2 separate regions of the Homo sapiens genome follow, and region 2 is linked to region 1. The links are chromatin loops, found by intact Hi-C in ENCODE. Cell type or tissue: ascending aorta. All regions are shown on one strand. Each heading gives the region's core, and the rest is flanking DNA. Links, peaks and the distances in the headings are about the cores only. Region 1 overlaps LOC105370108 (a long non-coding RNA gene). Region 2 has its middle 160 kb from the start of LINC00424.

Evidence for each region. A loop is a pair of places that touch in the nucleus more often than their neighbours do. Peaks named below come from ENCODE experiments on the same cell type or tissue, not always from the same donor. Only the 100,000 strongest peaks of a DNase experiment are listed, where the experiment ranks them.
Region 2: it touches region 1 in a loop (5-fold over the local background); 1 of 110 quality-filtered maps calls a loop at or near these places.

What each region holds. Positions count from the first base shown.
Region 1 is chr13:22,088,681-22,093,081 of GRCh38, forward strand. The region is part of intron 3 of LOC105370108 (a long non-coding RNA gene); the gene reads left to right. Among named protein-coding and RNA genes, the nearest start is that of LINC00540, 120 kb to the right of the region's middle. In ascending aorta, for the core only: no CTCF peak of the experiment used is centred there; a DNase peak (open chromatin) is centred at 2,672; H3K27ac peaks cover 484 bases.
Region 2 is chr13:22,031,015-22,035,415 of GRCh38, forward strand. No RefSeq gene overlaps it. Among named protein-coding and RNA genes, the nearest start is that of LINC00424, 160 kb to the left of the region's middle. In ascending aorta, for the core only: no CTCF peak of the experiment used is centred there; no DNase peak of the experiment used is centred there; H3K27ac peaks cover 517 bases.

The DNA of each region.
Region 1 (4,401 bases), core at 222-4,221:
TCCTGTGTGGCCTACTGCAATAATCCATTGACAGATGGTGGGTAAAGACTTGGACTCAGGCAAGAGTGATGATATTAAGGACCTAGACTCTTCCTACTGTTTCCTGACAACCAGGGCACTCTCTCCCTTGCAGTGCTGACATCTGGGTTTTTACTGTCTTGTTTAAACCACTCTGTAATGTTTTGGGGTATCTTTGTTACAGCAGCTCACCATATATTCTTAATCAGTACCAATGGGCTCAGGTATTATTAAGGTTAGTCAGTAGGCATTTTTAACAAATACAGGTTGCTGTATAAAAAGATGCCAACTTACTTTATTGGCATAAGAAAAGACTCACTGTGTAGTCTAAAACTCATAATTTCAATCATTTTCTCCTGTGACCTACCTTCCCCACAGGGGGCCACTAACATTAGCCATTATTCTGGCCTCCCCTTTACTATGTTAATCTAGGCATAGACAATTTTCTAATATGCAGCTCAAACCAGGTTTTAACAGTTAACAAGGTTTTGCTAAATATTCAGGATAATAGAAAGAGTAATTTGTATAATGAGTAATATACAACTTGCCATTAGGTATGATTCTTCTCAAACCCTCAAGCAAAAACCCACCTCATAGGGTTCCCTGCAAGGAATCTTATGATGAGCTCTGAGCTCCTTATGGCAGAGGCCATCTCATCTCTCCTACCCCCTACCCAGAAGTACTCCAGAACACATCTAGATTGGGAGAAGTTGAGGCCCAAGAGGGAGTTTGAGATCAATTTCCAGCCTAAAACCACCCTGGAAGAGTCAGCTTCTGCTTTCAGCTTCTTCTCTTCCCAGGAGATGACTGGCCTTCGCTGTCACGGAGGAACAGCCCTATGTTTACAGGCCCAGAAGATAGAGCAACACCATATGGGGTCATCAGAGCAGGGTCTTCCCACTGCTAGTGGATTTAATTCTCCCACTTTCACAGATGAGTAAATGAGGATCAGAAAGTTAAAACAACTTATCCTATGTTACATGGCTTCTAAGCTTCAGGGTCAGGATTTGAACCCAGTGTGTATGGGAGGGCTTTTCAAATGCCCACCCAGTGGCTTGCACCAAGCTGGCTGCCCAGACCCTTGAGGGAGCTTGTTAAAATAGTGATCGGTTCCTGATCCTACCTTTGAAAATATCTTTTAAGTGGTTTTGGGATGAGTTTTTAAGGCTTTTTATTAATAAACTACTCTGGCAATTCCAATACACTGCAATATTTAGAGACAGTTCCTTTTTACCAAACAGGGCATGTTAGCCTCAGACATTTTTTCAGTCTTTTTCCTTTTGCCAACTCATCCTGTTTCCCCCATGTAAAACAAATGATTCAAGATGAGAGCAATATGTCTCAAAATGGAACAATTCAATATTAGTTGAGACAATGCTTTGGCGGTTATTTGTATGAATATATTACTATTACAGCTATAATCTCCCCCAAAGTTTGATGGGTGTATTTCCACCCATCCGTTACTACTTATTGAATGAAGCTTTGCAGCCAAGCCTGATGGGGAATGTCATAGATGAATAAGCCTCTCTTCAGATTGCCCGAGCTGTCTACAAGGGAGACCAAAGTACACCCATGAAACAATTCAAAAGTAATAAAAAACGTGGGTGGGGTGCCATGGTTTATGCCTACAATCCCAGCACTCTGGGAGGCTGAGGTAGGAAGATTGCTTGAGCCCAGGAGTTTGAGACCAGCCTGAGCAATCTGGCAAAACCCCATCTCTACAAGAACCAGCTAGGCATGGTGGACCACACCTGTAGTCCCAGCTATTTGAGAGGCTGAGGTGGGAAGATTGCTTGAGCCCGGGAGGCAGGAGTTGCAGTGAGCCATGACCTCACCACTGCACTCCAGCCTCGGGGACAGTGAGACCCTGTCTCAAAAAACAAAACAAAAACAAATATCCAAGTAGAAAATACATATTGAGTTGTGGCAACAGGTACTAGGTGGAGTAGAAACAGAAGTGAAGAATTACACCAAGTGAGCAGGAGAAGAACAGGTGGCTTCATAAAAAAGAAAATGCTTAAATTAAATCTGGAAGCATGATTTAGGTTAGGAAAGTCAGACGCAGGATGGAAATTCATGTAGTAGGCATGGGCTAAGCAAAGGTACACTCTGTCATAAGCAACCCAAGGTACTAAGGATACTGTTCTCTACAATAGGTGTAATTTTTCTGAGCTGTTAAAAATATAACTGGGAAGATAAACAGAAACTCCAAGAATATCTTATCTGCGTTGATCCACCAGTGTGTGTCTGTGACGGAGGCCTGAATTGTATGCTGCCATGTGGGTGGCCAGAGAGAAGGTGAGCCTACGGTGGAGAGCAGTCCTGTGGTAGGATGACAGGGAGGATGGAAGCAGCACTGGAGACCTGGGAGAACTGGGATGCCTGTTTGGAGAGAGGGTGTGGCGTTGGGCAGGTAGGTAGAGGGAAGGTCTCTGTTCAGCAGCATAGCACAGCACAGGGGACACGACCCAGAACTAGGGCCATGTGCTATGAACTGATGGGCAGCTCTAATTACTTTTCTAAATTTTGGGCCCAGTGACATTTTCTTTCCTGCCCCATGGGTCAGGTTGGTTTTAGAAGTGAGACATTTATTTTATTCTCCTTCAAAAACAAACTTTACATCATTGATCTGCCACTAAAAAATGTTTGTGTAAAATTCCTGCCTCGAAGCCAGTGCCTGTGACTCAGATGGCGTGCATTTCAAAAGTCTCTCAACATAATTTCACATAAAAAAGAAACATCTTACGTTGGGCCAACTCTGCTGAAACCAACTGCCTTGTATCACTAATATGTAGCTGGATTGATTCATGATGTACATCTTCAAAGACCTGGATAATCATCTTTGTTTGCAAATTCCTTATTAACATGGAGATAAATGCTATCATAAATTTGAACTTTTATATTATGAGCTGAATTTTTTGGTCTTTAAAATTTATTTCCAGAATATTCGATAGCATGACTCTAAGGCTGGATGGCTCTTTCCCAACTGGACACGGTTTGAGATTTTTTTGTCTCCTTTTTCTTCATGCGAGATGATAAACACTTAATAAGAAGATGGAACTTATGGAAAGTAGCCAGAAGAAAATAGCATTCTACCGATGGAATTCCACTTCAGATGCTGTGCTGGAAAGAAATCCTCATCCTGGGCTCCTTTTGCCTTTTGATGATGGCTTTAAAAACTGTGAAAACAGCGAAAGCCAAGTGTGTGGTCTTCAGCAATTTCGTAATAGTCTGTGCAGGAGACAGAGGGGGCGGTGGTTTGCTGGAAAAAATGATTAACTTTTTCTTTACGATGACAGAAAACAGTTGCAATTCAAAAATGCCGAGGTTTCTGCAGCCCTCCCTTTTGGCAAATTGTTAGGTAATCACTTCTTCCAGGTGGCACTTTCAATAAAGACCTTGGAAAGTCACGCCCCTTCCAGAGATGTCCTCAGGGCAGAGCCATTGTCAACTGGGAGAAACTTGTAGAATGAGTGAGGGCAGGGTTAGAGGAAAGGCTCTAAATTTTTCTTGTTGGGGGTAGCGGGGTAGATTTGCTGTTGATTTCCCAGAGTGGGTTCCCATGCCTCAGTCTTGGTCTAATGCGCGTTACAGTCTGCCTCTCAGCTTCTCCAGCAGAACCAAGGGAACCCTCCTCACATCCTATGATTATATTTGTTATTATTTACTTTAAGTTATCCCAGGAAGCAGCAGGCCCACCCTAATTGAGAGGTCTGTCCACATACAAGTCAGCTTAGTAAAACAGGTTCTAATTAAGTAATTACCTTGATTAAAATATACCAACCATTTTTACTTTTTAATAAACATTTCCCAAGACTGGATTTTATCCTGTTATTTTGGTAGAAATTTGTTTAACCTGGTGTGGAACTGGAACCCAGAGCTAACACTGTCCACCTGTGGATATGTGTGGTTTCCCTTATTTGTAACATGGAGTAGAAACATAGCAGATGCTCTGCAAGGTGCAGGAAAAGCCAGGTGCATCTATCAGGTCAATTCAAAGTTCCTTTTTGAGTACAGTGCTGGACTTAGGTCATGTAGAGGCATAAAAGCCAATTTAACTGTGCACAGTCCAGTAAGGGACAGACATTTGCAAAAGTATATCAATACATGATGCAAATGTTAAGCTAGAGTTACGCACAGGTGCTCTAGATAATTGTGACATTTGAAGGCATGTATTTTGACTACATTGGTCATTCCTGTGGTAAACTGACAAGGATTGAGCCCTGCTGAGGTACATGGTCCTTGCAGACACTTGAGTCCTGGATAGTATGCAAGTAGATAAAAGAGAATCCCTGTGACTCTACCCCAGTGACTCTACCCCAAGTCGTCAAGATGTGGGCATCACCTGACTCCATCTGGTCAGCCTCCTAGCAGAGGAGGCCC
Region 2 (4,401 bases), core at 74-4,073, 58 kb before region 1:
GACATTTAAAAGTTTACCAAGGTGAATAATGTGATAGAAATGTGAGTACTAGTGGCAATTGGGAAAAAGAAACAAGCTTGCTGATTATAAATGATTTTATCCTTCACATTGAGCAATTTATTTTATGCTATGTATTCTTATAAAATGACCAGATTTATTACTATGTGTACTCATTTTAAAATTTTAATTTTTAAATAAAATATTTTTTTGGCTTCCATTATATTTACTTTTATAATAAGGCTCCATTTATGGCAGGAGGTTCTGTTTTCCATTTTTTGTAATGATAGAAAGTTTCCTTTTGAAATATTAATTTAAACCAAAAATTCGTCAATTTAGAATAAATTGTTAAGTAACAGTACACGATACATGGCATATGGGTTTGCCAAAATTGTGACACACTTATAGGACTGAAGTTTATAAAACGACACCCTAGAGAAAGTAGACTATGCTGTCCCCGACATCTGCTACTGAAGAGGATGAAAACTGACTTGGCTTCCATTCCACCAATAAGACTATACCAAGATCCAAGAAGATGATGGATAAGGATCTGATACCTCTCATTGGAACCATGTGTCTCATCATCTGTACACTCTGTAAGAAACTTCAGGATAGGGACCAGATCTTATTGAGTTTGTGTCTAATATGCAATCCTCTAACATGAGGCCTGCACATACTAAGTACTAAATACATTTTTGCTAGAGTAATGAATCCGTAGATTTGCATTGCAGTAAGAGCACCTCTAGACAGTTTAATTTTGTGTTTGTTTATTCTGGAACTATCAGGCTATAATTAAATAAATGTTGCCAATGAGTCTAGCTTGTCACAAGTTTCAAAAGAATAAGACAACACAGGTGCATTCAGCTGATTGGTGGGATTTGGATTCCCACAGGCTAGCTTGCTGCAGCAGGTGTGAGGAACTGTGAATAAAGGGCACAATTAGAGCTACCTCGAGGATTGAGCCTGGCCAATTCCTACATATCTAACATTTTCTTTCTTCTTGTAGAAGAAAAAGATTCTTGGAAAAGAGACATAGCTGGTTCTTAGTAACTACTGGGAAAAACATCACAGGGAGCCCTGGATGAAAGCCATTATTTCCAATGGAAATACTGACTCGTAGCACCATGGCCTATTGTAAAATCTAGTGAAACGTGCATAAAAATCTTGCATCTGGTTTGAGATTTATCTTTGCTACCAACTCTGTCTGCATTTTTTGACTGTATTCGGGGGTGGCTGTTCATGCAGGAATGAGGGGCTACCTTAAGGGAGACTCAAAGGAAACAATATGTGGAAGAAACGTAGAGAATGAGTTGCTTTTGCTATCACAATGGTGTATGAAAAAAATTCTTTACTAAACAATTGACAAAGTATAAGGTAAATATGAGCTTATTGCAGTGACTTTCAGGGACTTTTTATTGGACAACAGTGCCTTGCCCTTCTCACAGTGAAATTCATTAAATTGGGCTTTGGTATCACTTGCGTGACTTGTAAATAAACAATACTTTAAGAAACAGCTTTGCAAAGCCCATGGCATTTGGGGTTGCAACTCTATTTAAGGCATGGTTTACTATTTCTCAGTATCTTCTATGTGAAGGCCCACTTACTTTAAAGTAAATGCTGGGAACTGCTTTGTTCTTTTTGAGATACTGATTCAGTTTTGCTCTATTGAAAAATTCTTTCACAATTATGTTCTCTACATTTGCTCACAGCCCAAGTCACCATCAGTGTAGGAGATTACGGTCTGCATATAAGCAGTTTACTGTTCCACCTGGTATTGCCACTCTATTCTAATTGAATTCCCTAGTCCTGATTTTTTATTTTCAATTGTTATTTTACCACTTTATGGTGTATATTTCTAGTTCACTGCTATTTACAATTTGTGGAATGAGGAAAGACATCTGAGGTGCTTGTGTGTAGCATCCAAATGCAAGAGCATCTCCTTGTTCTTCAGATGAAAATCAGAGTCAGTTATGAAAATGGATGTAGTTCTCTGATTCGAATAATGGTTGAGGACATGTATAAACGGCTTGGCTCAGTTGCAAGGCTGATAAGAGTGTGTTTGGAATAACCAGTCTCAATGCCAAGAAAAATGCCACATAATCTCAGCTTCATCTAGCAAGTGAACTTGGTGTTGGTGTGGGGTGATCTAGCATTGGTTGGGAATGTCAGGTTTGGAAATACTTCCTGGTGGTATCAGCTTTGGAAATAGACGCTAGACGAGGCTACGTAGCTCATCAGCTATTCCCTGAAAGCAGAAAATCCAGGGGTTCAGAATTCAGGGCCTCCCGGTAGAGACAGCATTGTGAATATTCAGTAATACTCTCCCCATTGTCAAAAAGCCTTGCATCTTTTCTTCCCTTCCTCCTTTCTCTCTTTATACTCATCCTTCTCCTCTTTTTCTTCCTCCTCTTTCTTCTAATATATGTTGAATTTCTTTATTTCATACCTCAAATACTCATTTCCTGCCTTCCTTTTCTATAGCTGCTGTAGCGGTTCCCATAAACCCAAGAGCTCAACACAACCTTTATTTCATCGCACCTGCCATGGTTGACACTTAAACATCAGCTCTACAATTTACATACACCATAATGTACCCATTTTATTGTACGATTAGATGAATTTTGACCCGTGTGTACACCCATGTAACCATCATCATAATCAAGATTTGGAGCTTTTCCTTCATTTTCCTTGTGCCCCTTTGCCTTCATGTCCCTCCCACCCCGCCGCCCCTGCTCCTGGAAAGTGACTATCCTGCTTTCTGTGACTGCAGATCCATTTTGACAGTTAAAGAATTCCATGTAAATGGAATTGCATCGTGCCTACTCCTTTGTTTCTGGCTTATTTTGCTGAGCACTGTGTTTCTGGGGCTCGTCCATCTCGCGGTGTGCATCAGAAGTTCTTTTCTTGATACCGCCAAGTAGTCCATTGTGTGGATACACTAGAGTTGGTCCATTCACCTGTTTTGGACATATGGATTGTTTCCTGTTTGGGGCTAATGTGAATAAAGCTGTTAGGAACATTTGTGCACAAGTCTTTGTATAGGAAAATGTTGTACTTTTTTGGAGAAAATACTCAGGAGTAGAATTATTTCACTTTAAGAGATTGGAAAACTATTTTCCGAAGTTGCTATACCACTCACCTTCCCACCAGCAAGGTATGGTATTTCCAGTTGGTTCATATCCTCACCAATACTTGGAATTAGTATTTTTTAAAGTTTGGACATTCTAGTGGATGTGTTGCAGTATTTCATGATTTAGTTTACATATCCCTGATGATTAATGAAGTTGAAAAGTTTTTGATAAGCTTATTGCTCACTGTGTAAGTCTTCTTTTGTGAGCATGTGGTAGGACCTCTGCTCATTCTGAAAACTGAATTGTCTTTGTCTTATTAAGTTAAAAATTCTTTCCCTTATATTTTGGATACAAGCTTTTGAGTTTGCATCATTTGTTGAACAGACTCTCCTTTATCAACTGAATTTCACTGACACTGAAAATCAAATTCCTATATATATGTGGGTTGTTTCTTGACTCTCTATCTTGCTCATTGTTGAATGTGTCTATTTTTAGATCACTACCACTCTTTCCATATATACAAAATCCATATATATGTGTGATGTATGTATATGCGTAATTCCTCTTTGTTCTTCTTCACAATTGTTTTGGCTCATCTTGGATTTTTGTACTTCCAAGATCCTGCTAGGATCCTGTCTGTGATGACTTGATTTTATGTGTCATTTTGGGGTGAACGGACATCTTGACTCTAGTATGCACTTCTGCTGAGGTGTCAATCACAGTGGGGAGTGTGATACAGGTGAGTGAATGTGCCAGTGGTGACAACTGGAGCCAACTGATGGGCCATTGTGCATCTCCCAGATACTTGGAAGACTAAGTAAAAGCAGAGGTGCATACTAGAATAAAATGGCAGAAAAAAAGGCTGTTTTTTTTAAATTAGCATTTAAAAATTCATACTAGTGATGTAATTAGTAGTCATCAAACTACTAAACTGATTTTCTAATTATATGTACATTTAAAATGTAGATTATTGTTGGATTTTTAAGTGACATAAATGTATGCCTTAGATGTGTGGTTGACAGACTCTAGGTCTGAGCCCTCATGTACTCGGTGTGTATCACTGCCAACAAGCCATTAATTCCAGGCTTTAGGATCCTTGTGCTGGGACTGGTGGGCCCTACGGGTGGGAGGAAATCAGAAGTGTAGCAGTGGGTCCCTGCCACCTGGTCAAATAGGACCAGACACTTGGCTGGTGACTTGGCAGAAATATGATGGAATGTGATCATTTTTGATGAGCTAAAATGCTAAACCTGTACTTGAGGAGATCTACTGTATAATTTATGAGTAGCACTGTGTCTTTCCTCTGTCCTACTTTTCTGAAGCAATGCATTTT